Regions from separate parts of the Mus musculus genome. Here regions 2 and 3 are each linked to region 1. A link is a loop called in an ENCODE intact Hi-C map of the cell type or tissue named here. Cell type or tissue: left cerebral cortex. All regions are shown on one strand.

Region 1 (8,000 bases):
CGATTCTTTAAATAACCAAAACCCTTGAGGTTTAAAGAGAAAAGCAGGGGCTTTTTAAAAGAGCACCTGCTGCTCTCGCAGAGGACCTGGGATCAGTCCTCAGAACCCACACAGTGGCTCACAACTGCCAACCACTCCCGTTCCAGAGGATCCAACATCCTCTCTGGCCTTCTTGGGTACCAAGTACACATATGGCACAGCTATGCATGCAGACCAAACACCATACACATAAAAAGAAATGAGTCTAAAAAGAAGAGCATTTTGTTGACAGATGAGTAAGAACAATAAAGGAGGAGCCGCACATACAATTAGTATCTATCTTCTACAACCAGGATGAATGAGAACTAGGGTTCTCCAGCTGGCTAGCCCACACCTATGCTAATCTACCACTTCTATGCTAGTTACACTTCTAACCTACCAGTAACTAAAGGCCAGTCCCAAGAAGGAATAAGTACACAGCATCTCAATAATCAACGAGTTTTAATGCCTTAGCTACTACTATAGAAACAATGTATCACTTTAAGGTCCCACTTCACATCAGAACTAATTTAATATTATTAAAGACACAGTAATGTTGGAAACAATTCAATAGTACTCACCTATCAAAGTCTGACAGCTTATTCGGGTTACACCACTATTTACAGGTAAGTCATTTACATATACCTGTCCACGCTCATAGGTTATGTTAAGAACAACCTTGAAATAAAGCAGCATATACATTAATTTCAATGGTTTATAAATGACCACAAACTCTTCATATCAAAAATACATCATCTAACTATGTGTGTAGCAGGTGTTATAGTTTGGCTCTGCCCCTCAAAGACCCATGTGTTGGAAGCTTGGTCTCTCTCCAAGTGGTGATGTTTGGGGGAAGGGAGCCCTCTAAGATACAAAGCTTAGTGGTAGATGTCTAATCCCTAGGACAATGTCTTCAAAGGCACTGTGGGATCCCAGTCTCTCTTATCTGGTATCTGGCAAAATAAATTTGTCCTCCTGTTAGCTCCTATCACTCTGGTACCATTTGCCATAAGACCAAAGACAACCAACACCAGCACTATGTCCTTGAGCCTCCATAACTAAGCTAAAAGCAAAACATCAAAAGCCCTTTTGGTTTTATTTAGGGCTTTTGTTTTGTTTGATTTGGTTTTTTTAATAAGTTATATATTTTTATTTTATTTGTATAGATGCTTTGCCTGCATGCGTGTCTGTGCACCGTGTGTGTAGTGCCTAAGAGGAAAACAGGGTGCTGCTTCCCTGGAAGTGAAGATACATGTTGAAGGCTAGGCTGATCTAAGGCTTTCCCTGAGGCCCTGATGTATAGCAAAAACATTCTTCTAAACTGTCTCTAACCCTTGAGCCTGCTTGGCAGAGTCAGTATGGCCTGGAGCCAGGACCTTGGGACAGCTACAGATTCTGATCTTTGAGAACCCAACACTTCCCACCCTAAGGGGCTACGTTGTGTGTCCCAACCCCATCCTCTGACACCCTTGAGATATCCAGTACCCTCCCCCCTTGTGTAGAACTGCTTGAATCACTTCCTGCTGACTTATTCCCACAGTATAGCAGACTTTTACTGACTCAGTACCATTTTTCCCATAAAACTACACACTAGACACTGTATATCTATCGTAAGCTTGCTTGACATAAGACATAGCTTATGCAAGCCCCCTGATCCCTACTTTTCTATCTTCTTTATCTTCTCATCCCCTCAGCAGCCTGTCACTGGAGAATGACCTGCTGGTCTAGGTCAGCTATAGATGGTTATAAACTGCCATTTGGGGACGTTGGGAATCCAACCTGGATCTTCTACAAGAGCAGTCACTGCTCTTAACCACTGAGCCATCCTTCCCGTCCTTGGTTTTGGGTTTCTTAAGACAGTCTCGCTACTTAAGAAGCACAGGCTGACTTTAATTTGAGGTAAGCCCTTTCTGCCTCAGCCTCCAAAGTGCTGGGATTACAGGAATGAAGTGCTACGCCTAGCCTCATATAGCCTGGCATAGATTTCATGTATTTATATGTAGTAGCCTGCCTTGGGCATTGCAATGTAATAACAGAAAATGGACTAATACAATCAGTAAAACTTTCTGGCTAAATATTATAGTAAAAATATAATCAAAAGAAGACAAACCTGTTCTTCAGACTCTTCCCCACTCTTGCTCAGGGTAGTTACATTGATTTGGATGCCATTCTACAAAACAAAGGTATAGGTTGGACAGATACTCACTTTACATATTGAAAATAAACTGACTGTGCGGGCAAGTTCAAATATTTCTTGGATTCAGAAGAGATGATGAAGAATCTCCAAAATTCTAAAAGAGAGGAAATAAGTCCATATCTCTATAACTTTACAATCACCCAGTATTTATTTGGTTTCCGGGTGCTTGTCCGCACAGTTGCTATTTTACCCAGAAGAAATTGCGGCTCAACTACAATTTCATATACAAGTGTGCTTGAGAGTTGCAAGGTTGTTGCTACTGCTTTGTGATTTCTGTATTCAAAAGAAGAGTTCTAGCATAATTCTAAAACATTATAAGCAGAATAAAGAGCTGGAGATGGCTCAAGAGTTATAAAAGCACTTGTTGCAAAACAGGACCATGGGAAACACTGAATCCACAAGGTTATCCTGTGACCTCCATTGGTGTAAGTTCCCGATCCAACACCACATATACACAACAAGTAAAGTTTTAAACATAAAAAGTGACATTTATCATGACAGTCACTTCTGTCTTTAGTGTGTTCCTACCACATAAGTTTCTTGTCATTTGGGGAAAACTCGAATTTTATAATCTCTAAACTTTCTCCTACTATACTGAAGAAGGCCAATGTGGCAACAAGAGTAAATCATGGGCTGGCATTTTGCAATGGCAGGGTTCTCACAGTAAGCCAGGAATCTGAAAGACTTGTGACCTTAGAGCGGTTGAATCTCGTTCCCCTGGGATGTTGAAGAAACTCATCTCCGACCCATCACGCAGGAAAGGACTGCTCCTCCCACCCACCCCACCCCCACGACCACACACACACACACACACACACACACACACACACACACACAAACACACATCCAATAAAAAGCCCATCCGGGAAGCGATAGACCTTCAGCCTCCCTCAGTCGCTAGCCCGAGTGGCCCCGAGACCAAGAAAGGCACTCCCTCCTGGTCGCGGCCGAGCAGACACAGGTGGCCTGGAAAATTGCTAATTGGGCAACACAAACATCTTCAGGGCCCAGGACCGGGCGCTAACCCAGGAAGGAGCCATTACAAACGACCGAAGTCACTAGCGATCACGCATTTTCGACAGCAAAACCTGGCAGGATCCGAACCGATTCGAGAGGCGCTAGGAAACTCAAGTTCGATGGCCGCAGTCTTGACCACACTTTCAAGGACGCCTGCACGCCTTCCTTGCGTTCCCTTTCGGGGGACCCACCCCACCCGGCATCCGGGAAAGCCCCCCCTTTCTCTCCCGGCGGCCAGACCCGGTCCAGCCCCGCACTCTCGGCTGTCCACCTGCGGGAGGGGGCAGCGTCACCCCGCCCGGGCTCCCGGAGGTCCAGGCAGAGGAGCGGCTTGTTGCGGACGCCCAGCCCTACCTGCGGGGCTGTGGACGGCGGCCTGGGCGCGTTGGTGGTCAGCCATCCCGCGGCTGGCAGCGCTATGAACAGCAACAACCGGACGGACAGCGGCGCCGACAGGCCGCCCTCCATCTTGGACAACACCGGCCCGGCGCGGCGGGAGGTGAGGGCGTGGCGGTCCGGGGCGGGGCGGGGCCTAGGGGAGGGGAGGGGCTGGGGGGCGGGACCGACCCCTCCCAAATGGGGCGGGTCGACCGAGCTGCTGGGGCTGCGCAGGCCTTTGACGTCTATGGGCGGAGCCAACTTTGTGAGCGTCCTCCGGGAGTTTGAGATGAGAAAGGGGTTTTCTCCAAACAAGTGCAATTCTTTACGAAGCCTTTACTTTTGGAGTGTGATTTTGTTTTCTCTTTCGAAACAGGATCTCGAAACAGTAGCCTAGGCTAGCTTTGAACTACTTACTGATCCTGCTGGAATTACAGAAGTGTGCCACCCTCTCACCTCAACCTTGATGGTACTTTTTCATTAGTATCAATATGTCGATATACTTACAAAAAAATGAAACAACTAGTGTCTTATAAAATGTCAGGAATGATAAATAAAAATTTAGCACTTGGAGAGGTACCCGCTTTTTCACTGGCTCTCACTATGCAGCTCCAGAACCCTCTATCTACACCAAGCTGACATTCAACTTGTGACAATTCTCCTGCCTCTGCCTCCTGAGTGTTGAGATTACAGGCAAACACCACCATTCCTACTGACTCATAAATTGCCACCTCTGGCTACAGGTGAGACTTTTGTTTGTTTGTTTTGTTTTTGTTTTTCGAGACAGGGTTTCTCTGTATAGCCCTGGCTGTCCTGGAACTCACTTTGTAGAGCAGGCTGGCCTCGAACTCAGAAATCCACCTGCCTCTGCCTCCCACGTGCTGGGATTAAAGGCGTGCGCCACCACTGCCCGGCCAGGTGAGACTTTAAAAAGTTTATGAAGTACTGGGCCTCCGTACAGCCCCAAGTATCTGATTCGATTAGATTGCACTAGAGCTGGGAAAGTGATAATTTGTCATGGGTCAGGGCTGAGGACCTGGCCCTTACCTTAAATGTCCCACTGTACTTTTGGCGTCGAGAGAAAATGCCACCAAATGAAGCCCGGTTCACATGTCTCCACATTCTGCTCCATTACTTTCCTAACCTATGAAATGAAGGTGTAGACCTTTCTTTAACCTGTTAATTTTTAAAATTTTATGTAAATGAGTTGTAAACCACCATGTGGGTGCTGAGAATCAAACCCCAGTCCTTTGTAAGAGCAATAAGGGGCCTTAACCGCTGAGCCGCCTTTCCAAACCCTTTTTCTAACCCTTTAGCTTGTATTTATTGTGGAGCAAGGTGTCATGTGGACGTGAGAGGACAACATCCGGGGGCCAGTTCTCCGCTTCTGCCATGTGGCTTACGGGGATCCAACTCAGGTCGTGAGGCCAGCTGGAAAACAATTCTGTCCTAATCGCACTGAACTTCAGGGAGGGGCTGGAGCATATTGGCTGGGGAAGAGTAGGAGACCGGACCCCAGCCAGGAGGTTACTGAGAAGCCCTCAGCCGTGGTGATTTCCCACCATTGCCCTGGGGTCCCCACACTTCTGTTACTAACCCCTCACATGAGTAAGCCCAATAAACCCAAGGACTTCCTGGGCGAATGCTGGTGGGATTATATTTTGGTTTGTCATAGACCTTAGAAGTAGGGGTAGATGCTCACAGCTCCCCCGGGGAAGGAGTTTTCTTAATACAGGATTGCATACCGATTGACACGTAGTTGTATGTATGGCCTGTTAGGTAGAATAAGAAATTTATTTAGGGGGCTGGTCAGATGGCTCAGTGGTTAAGAGCACCAACTGCTCTTCCAAAGGTCCTGAGTTCAAATCCCAACAACCACATGGTGGCTCACAACCATCTGTACAGTTACAGTGTGCTCATATACATAAAATAAATCTTTTTTTTTAAAGAAATGTATTTAGTTTTTCTTTGAAATAAAACCTTTGCCATAGAAAGGATTTTTTTTTTCAGCTTTTGAAGCCATTTTCTCCTACTACCTCTGCCATATGCCTTACTTCTAGGGTACAGTAAACTGCTAGGTAGCTCTCAGATATTAGTAGGTCATTAAGGATGGATCCCCCCTCCTTCATAATCAGCAGATGGTAAATCCAGGAAATGAAATTGCTGAACTGTGACTACTAAATGCATGAGCTCTGCTGGAGACACTGTAGCAGTCTAGAATATTACTGTTTAGCTGGGGGTTTTCTGGTAAAGCACAGCCACATCACTGTCCCCATCCTTAGCAATGAATCCACCTCTCCCTTGGTACAGTGCTTCAGAGCCCTGGGTTCATTCCCAGCATTGACTGTGGGCCCATCAAGATGGTTCGGCTGATAAAGGCTCTTGCTGCCAAGCCTGAAAACCTGACTTTAGCCCTTGGAAGCCCACATGATGGAAGGAGAGAACCAACTCTTTGCAAGTTATCCTCTGATGTCCACATACCCACTGTGGTACAAGTGTGTACACACCTCACACACACACATGTAAATAAATAAAAGCAAAACCCAAAACCTGGGTGTGATAAGGAATATAATTCCCATCAGCTCAAGGTCATTGTTGGTTACATGAAACCTTGTCTCAAAAAAGAAAAGAAAAAAAAAAAACTTGAGTTAACCAAAATGGGCCTATCAATTACCTGTACAGGAAAACCATCCCTCAGGAAAGCTATCTCTGGTCTTTATCCACCCTCACCCTTTGAGAGTGTTTCCTTTGCAGTGGTTCTTTGTCCACTTGTCAACCTTGAGAGTGCCCCACTTTACCTTGCAATATCTGTACACGACATTTGTGTGTCTTGGAATTCTTTTTGACAGAGGTAACATGGGCAAAGAGGAGACTAGGATGAGATTCGCCATAACAAACCTAAGAAGGACTCGTTAAATGTTCACAGTGTTTCTCTGTGTAGCCCTGGCTGTTCTAGAATTCACTCTACAGACCAGGTTGGCTTTGAACTCACAGACATCCACATGCCTCTGTCTCCCAAGTGCTGGAATCAAAGGTGTGTACCACCACAGCCCAGAAAATGTTCACTTTTTAGCTAAGTTCTCAACCACTATGAGGTACTGTACATCAGTACTAACTTATTGGTGGATTCTATAATGAAGGCCTACTTACTTCTCTGGTCATCTAAAACTACTGGCTATTACACTCTGTGATAAACTTCTGGAATTAAAAATGAGTCTAGAGAACTAGAGAGATGGCTCAGCAGTTAAGAGTGCTTGTTGCTCTTCTAACAACTGATTGGAATTCAGTTCCGAGGGCCCAATGTAGGTGGCTCACAACCACCTGTAGTTTTAGTTCCAAAGGTTGTAAGGCCTTCTGACTAACACATGCAAACACACACACACACACACACACACACACACACACACACACACACACAAATAAATAAATAAATAAATAAATAAAAAAAATAATCCAAGTTCAGAAAAAGACAGGCATGGAGTGTGGAATATATAGAATATATGCAAAAGGTCCCAAAGTACATGTGTGTGACAAGGTGGTAGGGAGAAAAGGCCGCTTGTTTAGCAAGAGAGCTCTTCCTAGTATCAGACAGTCCATTCTTTATTTCACTGTCTCTGCTCGTGGCATGAGCTCCGGGAAGGAGCAGCCAAACTTTAAAGCATGGAGCCAGCTCAAATAGATTCTCCTTGGCACTTATTCTTTGGACAAAGGAAAAAAAAAAGCTAAGTAGTTAACGCTGATGAAGACCAACTTTATCATCTGTATGGCACTGCTTTCTTTGGGTCCCATTTTATTACATGCACACATGAATCCCATAATTTGAAAAAATAAAATTACACAACTATGATGAGCTAACAATCCCCCAACTGTGACTATACCTCGTTAAAAGGTTCTGTTCACTTTCTATTCAGAAGAAAATGGTTTCATCCACCTGACTTTGACGTTCATATGCAAAATCAAGAATTAACTTGGCAGTTGCTTATGAATAATAAACCCATCAGTATTAGTGCAGTACATACTTTGATCTTATTTTGAGTCAGCTCATGTCAACTGGATTTATTTGAGCACAAAGCTCATCCAAGGGTTCCATTTACCTACTACCCAGCCAGTTTGACTATGTGCACATTGATGCATTCTGATATTTGAGGCAGAAAATAGTTTGAAACATCTAATAGCTTAGAAAGTGAAGTATGTAAGACACAGAATAGACCTCTAATTGATCATTAATAATCTTTGAACCCAAATATGGATACATCTGCCTCCTGGGCATTTTCTTAATTCCTGATTGATAGGGAAGGTCGAGCCAATTGTAGGAGGGGCCGTCTCTGGGCTGGTGGCCCTGGGTTTTTTTTTAAATAAGAAACCAGGCTGAGCATGCACACATGAGAGA
Region 2 (8,000 bases), 120 kb before region 1:
AAGGAAACACAGATAGGCATAACCCAGACACTAAGGAAACACAGATAGGCATAACCCAGACACTAAGGAAGTGGGTTGAATTTTCCCCCTTTTATGAATAAACAAGTTGGGACGAGAAGGAGAAGAAATTGCTCATCTTATTTTAAATAACCAGAGTAACATTTTAAATGCTAAAAGATGACACTGAAATCCAGGCAGGAATCTCATGCCCCTCATAGAACCAAAGGAAAAGGGAAGGCCCGGAAAACCAAGAAGGCACTGCTGAAGGCATCCACAGCCACGGTGACGACCTTGCAGCAGCCCAACAAACTAGGGCTCTGGTGGTAGGTAGCCCAAACTTCCCTGGCAAGAGTGCCTTCAGGAGAAATAAACTGGCTGTCATCAATCCCCTGAGCACAGAGTCATTCATGAACGGAGTTCTAAAAGACTGGGCCAGAATGTTTCTTAAACGTTATTTTAAAATATATAACTGATAACGCAGAAACAGCGGCAGAATGTGTCCTTGTATTTTCAATTCTGTGTCTATGTAGTCCCAGGGTTTGCAACTGAACATGCACAACTCAAGAATTCATGAGCTATAGTCTCCAGCTCTAGTTGTCTAACAAGCTCTGTAGGTGATCCACAACTGTAAGGCCTGCTTAAGCTTTAGAGAAACTGTTCAAACTTACCAAAGAACAGTCATCACACATAAGCCGACGAATCGTAAGAAATCTATCACACATTCTCAAAGTGTACAAATGATGTATTACTATAAAATCAAGTACAAAAGGGAAAGTAAATAATTTCAACAAATTACAGTATTCAAATTAAGGAAACCATATAGTTCATTTTGAGAAAAAATTTAAAAAATTAAACTCGAACCTCCACTTCCAATTTGGAGGTCCCTTTGCTTCAGTATCATCATGATCATTTCTTTCTTTCTTTCTTTCTTTCTTTCTTTCTTTCTTTCTTTCTTTTTTTTTTGATCATATTTCTAAGACTTCAATTAAAAGCCCTTCATTCTGGAGGCATGTCTAAGACACGAGGTTTAAACTCAAATACCACACAATTAAAAATAAAATTTTAGAAAAATATATAAGAAAGAAAGAAGCAGATATTTTCTTTCTCGATTTTGTTTGTTTGCTTTTCAAGACAGGGTTCTTCTGCACAGCCCTGGCTGCCCTGGGTACTTGCTCTGTAAGCCAAGTTGGCCTCAGACTCAGAGACCTACCTGACTCTGGCTCCCCAGTGCTGGCATGCACCACCACTACCCTGCAGAAGCAGGTATTTTCAAACTGTGTGCCAAGTGCAAATTTCATATGGGTAAATACCATTTTAAAAATAAAATGCTATACAAATAAAAATAAGCTGATTAGTTAGAATTATCTCAAGTTTAAAGTTTCAGAAGTGTCCAAGTATTTTTAAAGAAAGCTAAATAGCTTGAATTCTCTAATTTCCTCTTACTAATGAATTATATACTTAGTATGAAACTAAATATCTACCATGCAATATATATATATATATATATATATATATATATATATACACACACACATATATATGTATAAATATATATACACACACATATATATGTTTATACCATACACTATATATGTATAGTATAAAACTAAATATCTACCATCCATAAATGTTAAATATTTTTTGTATCCTTAGAAGTTTCAGTTAAGTAATACAATACAGTAAAGTGATTATAAAACCACTTGGAAGCCGGGCGTGGTGGCGCATGCCTTTGATCCCAGCACTCAGGAGGTAAAGGCAGGCGGATTTCTGAGTTCGAGGCCAGCCTGGTCTACAAAGTGAGTTCCAGGACAGCCAGGACTACACAGAGAAACCCTGTCTAGAAAAACCAAAAACTAAAAATAAATAAATAAATAAAAATAAGACCACTTGGAAAAGATCTAGTGTTGGGTTACCACAAATTTGGCTACAAAAGAGACTTTAAAAGCTTGACAGATCACAAATGTCTACCACAGCCAAGTGTCTACTGTGATAACCTCTTAGGGGGAAAATTACCTAGTCACAAAATTCATGTTCAGAATGTTTTATGCTGCAATAGGAGGCACTTAGCTCATGTTATCAAATTTTATAGAACATTTCTTAATCCTGGGCTTATGTGTAAGCCACAAGAACATAAACAACACTTTACACTATTGCCTCAGTGTTTAAATATCTATTTGCTTTCAGATATACTTCTACAAAGAGAATGTTGACAAAGTTTGATAACATTTAGCTATCTAAACATACTTCATTGCCTTTCATTAACATCTAATGTCTATTTAACTATGATTCTTAAAATGTGATGATTAATATTAAGTACCAAATGTCCTACTTATTTCTCTCATTCACTTTTTTTTTTGTTTTGTTTTTGTTTTTGTTTTTCTAGACAGGGTTTCTCTTTATAGCCCTGGCTGTCCTGGAACTCACTTTGTAGACCAGGCTGGCCTCAAACTCAGAAATCCGCCTGCCTCTGCCTCCTGAGTGCTGGGATTAAAGGAGTGCGCCACCAAACCCGGCTCTCATTCACTTTTTTGTACCTTACATAGATCTCAGCATTTAATGCAAAGGGGATTGGCATTCCTGGGAGGGGTGGGGGTGGGGGTGGGGGTGGGGATGACTATTGATTCTTTGAGAAAATTCCATTGTTTAGCGTTCCAGCCCTCACGGTGATTATGAATAGAGTTGAGAAGTAAGATAAATACCTCAAAGGCTTAAAAAAAAAAAAGAAAAAGAAAAAGAAGAAGAGAAAAGAAAAGTCGCAAGAAAATTAAAAACATCACCCAGCAGACTATGATTATTTTTGAAAATTGGTGGCAAAAGAAGCTGTGAATTCTGATCAGGGTGAGGTTATGAACTTGCAGCTCTTCTTGGTCTCTGAGCCAGACAACAACACTATTTCAATTTAGAAAGGAAAGTGACACAGCATTCATTCTATCCTGAAACTATCATCAAAGGAAGCAATACAGTGACTACAGAAAATGCTATTCTTTAAAAAAACAAAAAAAAAAAAACAAAAACAAAAAAAAAAACAAAAACAAAACAAAAAACTTTTCAAACGCGCTTTTAAAAGCCAATGAACACTCTTGAAAAAAAAAGTTGGAACATTTTATACACACAATGGTCTGCTGGATTCAAAGACTCCAAACAAAGTCTCTTAGGAGCAGCATGCTCTGACAATCCCTCGCTCCCCCGCCGCCCCCCCCCCCCCAAGGGCCTATACTTTGGACAGCAACCTGAGAAACTGCTCCCAGCAACCGCAATAGTCGGAACCTCCTCTCCCCTCCCCTTGCTATCAGACAGCAGCATCTCCCTCCAAAGGAAAAAACAGAGGGCGGGGGAGGCAGAAAACAGAAAGCTTGCAGGGAATCAACCGAGAACAGTGAGAGAACCCGTAGGCCGAAGGTGGTGTCCCCTCGGTGCTAGTCCAGTCACCAGAAACAAGCCTGCACTTCCCCACCCTGAAGTCACGCCCCTCGCTAGTGGGACCGCAGACTCCAGCAACAGCCCCGCCACCTGTGCCGCACCCAGTCCCCCGCAGCCTGCGAGGAGGCAACTGCCCGTGTCCCACCCGCAGCAGCTCCCTCTTGGCTACTACCCTCTTCCCATCCACATCGCCGAGTGACAGGTCCCGGGAGAGGAGACTGCAAAAACGCACGGCGTTCCGAACTCCCGGTGCAACCGCGCTGCGACGCCCTCCAGCAGGCGCAGGGGTGCAGACCGAACGTTCCGGATTGTCAGGGGGGGACAGCGTCCAGGCCCGGCCCTGCTCCCTGGCCCACGCCGGGCGGGGGTGGCACTTACTGCGGAGGTTGTGGATTAGCTCCGAGTGGCTGGCGCCGCCGGATTTCCAGGCCATCGCGAAGCACACCCGGAGCAGGTACAGAACCACCTTCAGCGCGGCGACGGTCCCTAGCAGTTTCCCCAAGAGTGAGACCACCTCCCACACGGTCACCGCCCCGCTGGTGTCCCCGCTCGAGCGGCCGCTGTTACTGCCGTCGCTGCCACTGCCGCCAATGCGCGCTCCCGGCATCCCCCGCGGCACGCATGCGCTCTGTGACGCCGCGCAGTCCGGGGTGCGGCCAGGCGGGGCCCGCGGCGGGGGAGTCCTGGAGCCCAGTAGCGAGCGGGGGCGATAACCAGTGCTCGGTGGCCGCAGCGAGGTCGCACAAACGAACGCTGCTCAGTTCCCCTTCCTGAGGCCTGCACCTGCCTCCGTCCTGCGGCCGGCGAGCTGGTGTTCTGCGTGATGAGGCTCCTTCCTAGCCGCGGCTCTGGCTGATGCGGGATGGCGGGTCCGACGTGTGCCGCCTTCTTGGGCTCCGCAATCGCCACTCCGTCAGCTGTTGCGAGCGGCCGGTCTGCTCCTATGGCTGTCTAGATTGCTAGATGGTGTGCTGACTCCGTCTTGCCTCGTCCAACCCGGTGCACTAACCTAAGGCTTCTGGATGGGGCCAAAATAATCATTTTAACAGAGCCCAAGGGCAAAGGGCCTCTCAGGTACGAAGTCCACTAGCCTATGTCTCAGCACGGTCCTGATGAAGCAGAGGCTCTGGTTTGTTTTCAGCTCTGAAGGCATAAATTCAAGGTGGAAGAATACCGTGACATGGAATTGGGGGTAGGGATGCTTCCCTGGTTAAGAGCAAAAGTAGCCGAGAGCTATAATTGGTTACAAAATAAGCTCAGTACCCTGTGGTGGAAGTGTTATTCTTCCTACCCAAGTATGAGTTTCAGCTTAAGCTCACAAATTCCATCCTTAGACTGGACACCAATTTTACTGCTTTCATCTCTGCAACATTCTAAGAATTGACAGGAAACACTGTCTGCCGCATCCAACGTGTGCTAACTTGAACTGAGACACAGCCATGACTCCAGTAAACTTTCAGGAAGGAAACGAAGATAAGACACCTATGCTGTGCTGTGATGTCAGGAGCAATTTCCAAATTACAGTTCTTACCAAACTTCATCAGTTGCAACACTCAACCTGCATCCAACCTGAAATGTCTATCACCTATTTTCATGACTCCTGTAACTAACTATAAATGTCAGTGTTGTTCAACATTAAGAGTAAAGCGATGAGTTTTAGACCGTCCGTTTTTTTCCTACCCAGTACCACCTGCTCTTCTAGTCTGAGTGTAAAAGTTCATTAGAATCTCCTTGTGCTTAGGTACTTTCATCTGACTGCTTTTCTGTATGGGTCATGATGTTTACATCTGATGAGTTTAATCCAAATACCTTTTCCTGCTCCTCAGTCCATAAATATCACTCAACCTCAGCTTAGGTGAAGTGGTCCAGAGATGACCTTGTTTTCTCCATTTTCAAATGATTGGTCACCTCATAAATTCTATCTTGCAAAACCTATCATTTCGGTGACTGGCATTTTGTATGGGGAAAAGAAATAGCCAGGTTGGGTAACAGTCTTGCTGCTGGAAAACGAAACAAAACAAAAATCCTCAAGCTCAAAAAAAAAAGGGGGGGGCAGGCATGGTGGCACACGTAGGAGGCAGAGGCAGGCAGATTTCTGAGTTCGAGGCCAGCCTGGTCTACAGAGTGAGTTCCAGGACAGCCAGGACTACACAGAGAAACACTGTCTCGAAACACACACACACACACACAAAAAAAACAAACCCTCAAGCTCTTTATAATCTAATAACTCTCACATCATGACTCCTTTTAAAGAAACAGCCAACACAGTTTGGAACTCCTATAATATAAAGGAGAATAGCAATACTGATAAGTCTTTCCTCTTGTATTGTAGAACTTACATCCTAGTCATGGAAATCTGATTAGAACACCACTGGGCTGGGGTGTGGCAGAGGTCTTGCCTAACTAGTGGAAGATCTTAGGTTCCCTCTTGCACACCATTAACAACAAACAGCAGAAAAAAAAAGAAAAAATAAATAACTGTGAGTGCCATTAATGACCTAGATAGTAGTGCTACTGGGTTTAGCTAGAACAACGCAGACTGCAGCCATCAGGAAAAGGTACACATGGGTACTGAGCCTTGAAGGGTGGACAAGATTATGCAAAATAGGAGTGGAGGAATATCATAGGAGTTACCAAGAGCACAGACATACCGTAGGAATGGGAAGTTGCCGAGTGACACAGTTCTCAGCAAACTCATTGTTAATTATGTGTCTAAATGAACTCACCAGGTTGACAAAGCAAGAAAAAAAGCCGAACGGCCTGGAGAGATGGGTCAGCAGTAGAGAGCATTGATTGCTCTTCCAGAGGATACTGGGTTCAATTCCCAGCACCCACGTGGTGGCTGACAATCCTTTGTAACCCTAGTTCCAGGGGGAATCCTAGACCCTCTTTTTACCTTCTTGAGCACCAGGCTAGCGTGTGGTGCACACATGTATGTGCAGGCAAACATTCATACACATAAATCTTTGTGAAGATAAAACTAGAGTTCCAAATTCTAATTCCAGACTCCTCCTACTGTTGTGAGTCAACTTTGAATCAGAAGAGGAAGATATTAATTTGGTACCTTAATGAAAATACTTCCAGGGTAATTTAAGGGTCCTTTTTCTTGTTACTAGAGGTATGACTCAGGACCTATAATTTTAATGCGGAACTACACACCCAGTCCTAGCTGAGGAGGCTGAAAGTTTTTATACGTTTATTTTATGCATATGGGTGTTTTGTTTTGTTTTTGAGACAGAGTCTTACTATGTAGCTCTGGCTGGCCTGGAACTTACAGAGATCTGCCTGTGTCTCCAGAGTGATGAGATTAAAGGCATGTGTCACCGTTCCCGGTAATGTCTTTGCCTGCATGTATGTATGTGCACCTTATGTGTACCAATGGATGGTTGTGAGCCACTGGTGATGTAGATGCTGGGAACTGAACCAATCCAGGCCCTGTGGAAGAAACAAGTGCTGTTAGTGGTTAAGCAATCCTTCCAGCCCTAAGGGTTTTTAAAGTGTTTTTTTTTTGTTTTTGTTTTTTTTTTTTTTTTTTTTTTTTTATGTTCAGTGAAGTACAACGAAGGGCATAGACTGGCACAAGATATATCCCCCTGCATTCTTTTTTAATTTTTACTCTTAGATTTTTCTCTGTCAGGGCGAGAGAGATGGCTCGCAGTTAAAACGTATTTGCTGTTCTTGCAGAGAGCTAGAGTTGGCTTCTCGGCACTCACAAGGGTATGGCCCCACCTGCCTCTAACTCCACTCTAGGACATTCAGGTCTTCAGGCACCAGGCCTCACATGCACATATACACATGCAAATACATACATACATATGAATAATTAAAATACTAAGAAGAAAGCTGTGTTTAAAGGCTGGAGACATGTTGCTCCGCCAGGGGACCTGAGGTCATTTCCCAGCACACACAAGGCAGGTCATAACTTTGTGTAACTCAAGTTATAGGGACTTCAGTCCCCTCTGTTGGCCTTACCACTAGGCATAAACACACGCAGCACACACACATACATATGTGCAAACAAAACATTCATACACATAAAATAAGATTTTAGAATCTCTTCTAAAAAATTAAAAATAATTTTTAAAAAAATTAGTTATCAAAGAATATTAAAGGTAATTGTTTCCTGAGTTCTAAATCTGTAATGATTTTATTGTTTTGGTGGTTGATAATTGCATAAAATATATTTGATGATAAAATAAATATATACTAGATAGTAAAAGTATAAAATCCAATATGGAGCTACACAGCTTCGGAATGACTATGCTAAAAGTACAAAAGTACATTGGGCTGTTTAGTCTTTGGGGTCAGATTAATTTTGGTTTTTGTTGTTGTTTGCAACATTTTATAATAAAGTTCATTTAAAAGAACAAAAACCCTAATTTTGTAAAGAAAATTCTTCTAGAATTACATACACAGCTATTGCACAAATATATTTTCAGTGTTCCTAGACTGACTTGGCATTAGAAGTGTATCTTTTTTGTTTTGTTCTTGTTTTTTCGAGACAGGGTTTCTCTGTGTAGCCCTGGCTGTCCTGGAACTCACTCTGTAGACCAGGTTGGCTTCGAACTCAGAAATCCGCC
Region 3 (8,000 bases), 55 kb before region 1:
CTACAACTTTCCAATTGGTGCCTTCAATATGTTAGGCATGATATCCAACGTAATTTTGCCTCCTGGAGCAAGAGACAGTAAGCAAACATTGTCAGGAGTTTACCCTTTATGGCCATTCCCCTCCTGTGCAATTCCAGAGGTCACACCTCTCTGAGAAGCCACCCTGTTTTCCCTTTCCTCCAAGTTACTTCTTCTTTTAGCTGCAAATGTATCCTCCTTTTGCTACATAATCTATACCTTCACTTGAACACTTTCCACTTTTCCTTTGCTTAGTTAATAAAGTGTAACTCTTTGGCTAGCACCCACCTTTCTACCTCTTTCCCTGTAGCTTCTCAGTTCACATTAGTCTGGCTGTTCACCAGAAAAAAAAAATACAGTCTCATTTCCTAAGCCCCACTTGAGATCCACTTGTTTGAGCAATAGCTAGTGAAGCAGTAATGGCTCCTATGCACTCTCTCCAGAGGACACTGCAGAGTCGCACATGTCTGTTCCTTTGAAGTTAGACTGACCACATGATTTTCTAGGGTAATGAAATGTGAGGGCAACTGACATGTATTCTATCCAGACGGAAGCTATGCAATCCTTCCTTTCTTTCCTTCCTTTCTTTCCTTCCTTCCTTCCTTCCTTCCAGTCCTCCCTCCCTCCCTCCCTCCCTCCCTCCCTCCCTCCCTCCCTCCCTCCCTCCCTCCCTCCCTTCCTCCCTTCCTTCCTTCCTTCCTTCTCCTCCTCTTCTCCTCTTCTTCCTTATTCCTTTCCCTTCTCTTTCTCCTCCTTTGAGACGGGGTATCTCTATGTAACTTTGGCTGTCCTAGATCTTGTTATATAGACCAGGATGGCTCAAACTCATAGGGATCCTCCTGTCTCTGCCTCCTGAGAGTGCTGGGATCAAAGGTGTGTATCACCATATCCCTAGCCCCAGTCCTAGTCTGGGCTACTGTTACTGTGATAAAACACCACAACCAAAAGCAAGTTGGGGAGGAAAGGGTTGGGCTTATACTTCCACTTTATAGTCTATCACTGGAGGAAGCCAGGACAGGAACTCAAACAGGGCAGGAACCTGGAGGCAGGAGCTGATGCAGAGGCCATGGAGTAAGCTGATGCTTACTGGCTTGCTCCTCATGGCTTGCTCAGTCTGCTTTTTCATAGAACCTAGGACCGCAAGCCCAGGGATGGCCCTACCAACAATGGCCTGAGTCTTCCCATATTAATTACTAATTAAGAAAATCTCCTACAGTTGGATCTTATGATCTTTCTCAACTGAGGCTCCCTCCTTTCAGATGACTCTAGCTTGTGTCAAGTTGACAAAAAACTATACAGGACCCTTTATTTTTACTTTTATGGGTTCTAGTGATTGCATGCATCCAGCTGTGAGCTGGTGAGCTGGATGGAGCTAGGAAGAGCTGGGATGCAGCTCTATATAGAACTGGACTCAGCACTGCAAAAGTAAAAAGGCAAAGTAGGTCAGCAGAAAATTGTGTGACCGCACTTAGGAAACGGAGGCAGGAGGATTCCCCCTTGAGTTTGAGGTGACCATGGGTTATTTATTGTGATTCTATCTTCTAAAAAAAGAGAAGTTTGAAATCTCTGTGGTTTAAGGGTAACTATAACTGTTTGTTGTTTAATTGTACAAGTAAGTAAATAGAAGTAGTCACTGTGTCTTAGGGTTTCATTGCTGTGAAGAGACACCATGACCACGGCAGCTCTTATAAAGGTGAACATTTAATTGGAGCATGCTTACAGGTTCACGGGTTCAGTCCATTCTCATCATGGAAGTTTCCAGGCAGGCATGGCTGGAGGATCTGAGAGTTGTAAACCTTGTTTCAAAGGCAAACAGGAGAAGACTACTGTCTTCCAGGTAGCTAGGAGGAGTGTCTCAAAGCCCATCCCCACAGTGGCACATTTCCTCCAACAAGGCCACACCTACTCCAATAAGGCTATGTCTCCTAACAGTACCACTTTCCTGGGCCAAACATATTCAAACCACCACACACTGTAAGTCACCTTTTGGGGGTTTGTCTTTCTATTTCAAACATTTTCACTGACGCCAGGCACAGAAGCCCATGGCTGTAATGGGGACTCTTAAGAGCAGAGAAACTATGAGTCTGAGGTCAACCTGGGGTATGTGATAAGTTCCAGGCTAGGAGAGGTTATAGAGTGAGACTTTGTCTTGAAACAGCAACAAACAGGTATGTGGGAGTAGGTGGATGGGTGGAGGAACATCCTCATAGAAGCAGGGGGAGGGAGGATGGGATAGGGGGTTTCCTGGGGGCCAGGGTGGGAAAGGGGATAACATTTGAATTGTAAGTAAAGAAAATATCTGGATGGCTCAGCGGTTAAGAGCACCGACTGCTCTTCCAGAGACCTTGAGTTCAATTCCCAGCAACCACATGGTGGCTCACAACCACCTGTAATGGGATCTGATGCTCTCTTCTGGTGTGTCAGAAGACAGTTACAGTGTACTCATATACATATAATAAATAATTCTTAAAAGAAAAGAAAATATCCAAGGAAAAAACAACAACAAAACATCACTGAGGTATAATTTACATAAACTCAAATTACAACTTTCATTTCATGTGTAAAACTGTACACCTGGGAAGACATCTCCACTACAGAACATCATTCCCAACTCCTAACTAACTCCCACCCGGATACTTCTGATTAGTTACTACAGATTCATCCTGTAGGTTCTAGGATTTCCTATATATTTAAGTATACCATATACATTCATTTTGCACCTTTGAGAAGCTTTTAAATTATAATCCGGTTTTATAAATTAACAGGCCTTTGCATTTGTATAGATTATAAATCCATCTCTTGGAGTAATTGATCTATATCTCTCTAAGTGGTCTTTTTTATTCTTGCTGATGTGCTGATTATAGTTTTCTGTGCTCTGTGACACTAACGTTCACATCTACTAGAGCAGAAAATATATTTTCTATTTTTGGTGAAAAATTTAGAAGACTTTAAACCCTGTAAAACATTATTTCATATATGCAGTGGCTTGCCTGCATGCATGTATGTGTACCAGTTTGTGCCCTGTGTTTTGTGATATAGGAAGAGGGTGATGGATCACCTGGAATTGGAAATAAAATCTCACCCCTTAGCATGTCTTGAGAGTATTCGCGTTACCCTGACACATGGGTCCCAGGCTTCATAATCCTAAGTACCGGGCTCTAAAGCAAGATTTGTCATAAACGAATTGCTTGAGCACTGACACTCACCTGTAAGAGAGCCCCTGACCTCCTAACCTCAGAGCAGCTTAGTGTAAATCTCCTGCTAAGGCAGAGTGAAGAAGCCCTGGGAAGAGATAATGGTCCACAGAGTAAGTACTGAAGTAGGCGGGGTATTGCCAAGTCCTTCGCCCCGCCTACTTTCCTTCCCCACGCCTACTCCCATTTCCTAGCCGCGGCGCACAGTGCGCAGAAGCACCCCGAGCTCGGCCACGCCCCTCCGCAGGTTCCGCCTGCGCGCGCACGCCCGTAGAGCACGCACTTCCGGGGCGTGTCCCCGCCGGTGCGGGAACTATCCTTTTAAGAGGGGCTTTCCCGGTTTCATTTCAACTTGGTCCCGACCCGGAGCTGCGGCGGGTAGCCTGGGCTGCGCTAGGTGAGTGCTCGGGCCTCCAGGCTCCCTGTTCCGCCCCCGCGACACCCGACCAGGGAACGCGTTCGAAGCTTTCACGCCCCCATCCCGAAACTTCCGCCTTGTAAAATCCCCAGAGCCTGGAGGTTGGGGTTCAGCTTCTTTTCGTACAGTTTGTTAGGTTGGAGTTGTACTGCTTTCTGGTGGCTTACTTCTTTCTGTTGTTTCTCCTTTGTGTTGGCCTTTGTTTTTAGTTTTAGATTTATTGCTATTGTTGAGTATGGTGTAGATGTGGGCGCGTGAGTGGAGGTCAGAGGACAACTCTCTGGGGTCGCTTCCCTCCATCCGCCTTTACGAGGGTCCCAGAGTTGAACTCGGGTAGCCCGGCATGCTGGGCAAATGCCTCTACCTGCTGAGCCCCCTCACCGGCGTTTGTTGTTTTGTTTTTGTTGCTTTTAAAGGTGATAATATTGACGTTCTTTCTCTCTCTCCCTGGCTGTTCTGGATCTCGCTCTGTAGACCCGACTAGCCTTCCTTTACCTCCTGGCGCTGGGATTAAAGGTGTGTGCAACCACGCCACTCTTGGGGTTAGTTTCTTAATCTGAGAGCCTAGTGTTCTCATGAAAGCTTTTGGCTTTTTTGATTTGGCGCTGTGGAGAAAATTTATCCCAGGAAGCATTTGTTTCATTCAGTATGTGGGTTCAGTGGCATACAAACGAAAACTTGTCTTTCTTTCTTTCCTTTCCTTTCTTCTTTCTCTTTTTTCTCTTCTCTTTTCTTCTCCCTCTCTTCTCCCTCTCTTCTCCCTCTCCTCTCCCTCTCCTCTCTCCCTCCCCCTCCCCTCCCCCTCCTCTCCTCTTTCTTTTCTTTCCTTTCCTCTCTTTCTCTTTCTCTTTCTTCTCTTTCTCTTTCTCTCTCTCTCTCTCTCTCTCTCTCTCTCTCTCTCTCTCTCTCTCTCTTTCTCTTTCTCTTTCTCTTTCTCTTTCTCTTTCTCTTTCTCTTCTTCTCTCTCCTCTCCCTCTCCTCTTTCTTCAGTGTCTCTTGTAGCCAGAGCTGGTCCTTAACTCCGGATCCTTTTGCCTCTGCCTTGTACTGCGTGTAGGCTAGGCTTGTAACTGTTGCCAGCCCTTATTTGTTTATTTATTTATAGACAGTGTCCTTTGTAGCCTAAACTGGCCTGAACTTCTGAAACTCTTGCTTCTGCCTGGTACTGGGATTACAGGCGGCTACACTTCCCCCAGTTCAAGCTTTTATTTAGTAATCATTAGTACTTTTTATGTAATTAGCTCCCAAGAGAACAGTGATGCCTGCCTGCCTTTCTTTTCTCTTTTCTTTTCTTTTCTTTTCTTTTCTTTTCTTTTCTTTTCTTTTCTTTCTTTCTTTCTTTCTTTTTTTGTTTGTTGGTTTGTTTTTTTGTTTTTCGAGACAGGGTTTCTCTGTGTAGCCCTGGCTGTCCTGGAGACCAGGACTGGCCTCGAACTCAGAAATCTGCCTGCCTCTGACTCCCAAATGCTGGGATTACAGGCATGTGCCACCACTGCCCGGCTGATGCTCGTTTTCCTTGACGGTACAAGTGTACAAGGCAGTATAGAGCAGAGGCAAGAGGATCCGATGCTGGAGTGACTGGGAAGTAAAACAAAAATAACCCTACCATATTCTTTCCACAAAACCTAAAAAGGAATTTCAAAGTCTAATTTCTTTTTGTCTTTATCATAATTCCATAATTGCTACACAGTCACTACTATTTTCTTTTAAATATTTTTTTACTCTTTGAAAATTTCATGTATTTACACCATGTATGTTGATTGTATCCCTTCAACACTACCTCCAACACCACCCCAAGTGTTTCCATCTCCCCAACTTCAGATCCTATGTTGTTTTATTAATAAATTCCCATTGTTATTAATAAGCCTTTGAGACCAGTTAGTGTTGTCTGTGTGTACATGGGTGGCCAGCCGGCCAGCGTCTGTGGCTCATAGGACTGTGACTGTTCTTGTCAGCCATTGACTGCCAATAACTAATTCCTCATATTCTAGAGGTAAATTTCCTGAAATTACTTGTGTGTCTCTAGTACATTTGAGGGTGCTTTGCCAGCCTGCGTTCAACTCCTGAAACCAGGAGGGTCTACTCCACACGGTTACTTGTCCTCTGACCTGCACATGCACTGTGCCACACACTTTTTTTTTTTTTTTTTTCAAGACAGGGTTTCTCTTTATAGCCCTGGCTGTCCTGGAACTCACTTTGTAGACCAGGCTGGCCTCGAACTCAGAAATCCGCCTGCCTCTGCCTCCCAAGTGCTGGGATTAAAGGAGTGCGCCATCATGCCTGGTTTGCCACACACTTTTTGTTTTTTCTTAGAAAGAAAGTCTATTGCTAGTATTTCCTCCTTGTGTATATATTTGAAACAGACTGTCATATAGTCCAGGCTGGCTCTGCAGCCGGTGATGACCTCTGCCTTCACTACCTCAGCTGCTCATCTCCTTTTGTCTTTTTATCTTCAAAGCAATTCTTTTAAAATGTGGTGCTCAACCGGGCGTAGTGGTGCGAGCCTTTAATCCCAGCACTTGGGAGGCAGAGGTAGGCGGATTTCGGAGTCCGAGGCAAGCCTGGACTACAAAGTTGAGTTCCAGGACAGCCAGAGCTATACAGAGAAACCCTGTCTCAAAAAACAAAAACAAAACAAAAAGAAAAACAAACAAAACCATGGTGCTCTGTAAATGGTTCTTGAATGATTAACCTGTGCATGGTTAGAGTAAAAATAGCAGTTCTCAGTGGAGTCCAGCCTTACATACCTTTAGAAATTAGACAGCTATGATGTCCTGTTCAGATGTGGACAGGCTATGTCGACCTATGTATATGTGGACCAGGACCAGGGAGGGCCTCATGTGAGGCTGGTGGTTAGATCTTAGTGCTCAGTACTTGGATTTGCTGCCTCTTCTGGAGCTCTTTAGTTACTGGTTTTTCCAGTTGTACATGGGCGTGTGGGTGTGGGTGTGTGGGTGTGTGGGTGGGGGTATTTCATCTCTTTGTAGAGGAACTTGTGCAGATATTAAGATTGCTTGATACAGCTGTGACTTTTTTGCATGTAATTAAATTTCTGCTTAAATTAAAAAATTTCCTGCTGTGGCTTGTTGGCCACAATTATACTTGTCTTGTAAACAGAGTGTTGGGTAGTGTAAAGGAAGGCTTGAGTAAGATGAAGCAGCAGATTGTCTTTCTAAGAGCTAAGATTCTCAATCTTGAGGCAACTGGGTTTTTTGGGGGGGGTGTTTACATTAACCTTGAGCCAGTGGGTACCGTTTATAACTAATAGTAGTTAAAATCTTGTCTATTAGCTTTTCCCCCTTTATAGACCCTTCCTCAAATTCTGCCAGGTACTATGCTAGGTAAACCCAGTTTCTGTTCTTCTGCAGTGGAATTTGAGCAATGATAATGGAAACTGAAGAATGTCAAAAATACAGATGTTAATATTCTGGCTTAGATAATGTTGGAGTAATAGAAAAATGATGATTTTTAATCTAACTTTTAGTGAAATAAGAGTGCTTTGTCAGTATATCCATAAACACTTTGGGTTTCGTTTTGTTCTGATTTGGTTTTTTTGTTTTTGTTTTGTTTTTGTTTTTTGAGACAGGGTTTCTCTGTGTAGCCCTGGCTGTCCTGGAACTCACTCTGTAGACCAGGCTGGCCTTGAACTCAGAAATCTGCCTGCCTCTGCCTCCCTAGTGCTGGGACTAAAGACATGCGCCACCACACCCGGCTTGATTTGTTTTTTTGATAGCCAAGGACTGTGCATGCCATCTGTTAATGTAGCCTTGGACTGATGTTGCATTATTTGTTCGTTAGGAAAATATCAAGCTAGGCATGAAAGCTCACATCTGTAATCCTGCCATCTGGGAGGCTAAGCAAGAGAGCCACTGTGGTTCTAGGCCAACCAGAGCTAATGAAGTCCTTCCACTTCCCTCGCTGAAGAAATGAAACAGATTTGGCTCGAAAGGAATTTTATCTGACTAGAAAGAGAAATTCAAAACAGTATACCATTGAAGAAGGCTAGGAATAACTTCTTTGGGCTTTGAGCCCTGACCATGACCATCAAAAAAAAAGTCAGAGAGACCTGCTGCCTGGGCCATACAGATCTACTGTACACTTTCAGAGCTGACCAGACCTGGGCAGGTTCCTCTCTTTCAGTGCTGCTGCCCAGACTAGGCATTGCTATAGGGCAAAGAGAGTTTCAAGGCAGAAGTAATCACACAATAATCAAATGGGTCTGGAGAGATGCCTCAGTCTTCCAGAGGACCCAGGTTTGGTTTCCAGCTCCCATGTAGCTGCTACAAGCATCTGCGATTTCAGTGTTGGAATGTGATGCCACTCGCTGACCTCTGTGGGCACGGCATGCACTAGGTGTTCAGATATTCAGG

Evidence for each region. Hi-C counts contacts between places; a loop is a spot of excess contacts. Peaks named below come from ENCODE experiments on the same cell type or tissue, not always from the same donor. Only the 100,000 strongest peaks of a DNase experiment are listed, where the experiment ranks them.
Region 2: a loop joins it to region 1, with 2.9 times the contacts of the local background. A loop is called at or near these places in 2 of 42 quality-filtered maps.
Region 3: a loop joins it to region 1, with 2.0 times the contacts of the local background. A loop is called at or near these places in 7 of 42 quality-filtered maps.

What each region holds. Positions count from the first base shown.
Region 1 is chr10:7,777,175-7,785,174 of GRCm38, forward strand. Ginm1 (glycoprotein integral membrane 1) reads right to left here and starts at 3,743. Exons shown (of 8, transcript NM_001346750.1): 1 at 3,587-3,743; 2 at 2,129-2,188; 3 at 600-696. The coding sequence starts at 3,700. In left cerebral cortex, no CTCF peak of the experiment used is centred here; DNase peaks (open chromatin) are centred at 3,276 and 3,839; H3K4me3 peaks cover 1,299 bases; H3K27ac peaks cover 849 bases.
Region 2 is chr10:7,659,277-7,667,276 of GRCm38, forward strand. It overlaps Pcmt1 (protein-L-isoaspartate (D-aspartate) O-methyltransferase 1), which reads right to left and starts at 4,332. Exons shown (of 8, transcript NM_001347228.2): 1 at 3,799-4,332. The coding sequence starts at 4,027. It overlaps A630066F11Rik (RIKEN cDNA A630066F11 gene), which reads left to right and starts at 4,095. Exons shown (of 1, transcript NR_030698.1): 1 at 4,095-5,347. In left cerebral cortex, no CTCF peak of the experiment used is centred here; DNase peaks (open chromatin) are centred at 4,069 and 4,338; H3K4me3 peaks cover 2,619 bases; H3K27ac peaks cover 1,988 bases.
Region 3 is chr10:7,722,515-7,730,514 of GRCm38, forward strand. Katna1 (katanin p60 (ATPase-containing) subunit A1) reads left to right here and starts at 3,486. Exons shown (of 11, transcript NM_011835.2): 1 at 3,486-3,609. In left cerebral cortex, no CTCF peak of the experiment used is centred here; DNase peaks (open chromatin) are centred at 3,434 and 4,140; H3K4me3 peaks cover 1,450 bases; H3K27ac peaks cover 320 bases.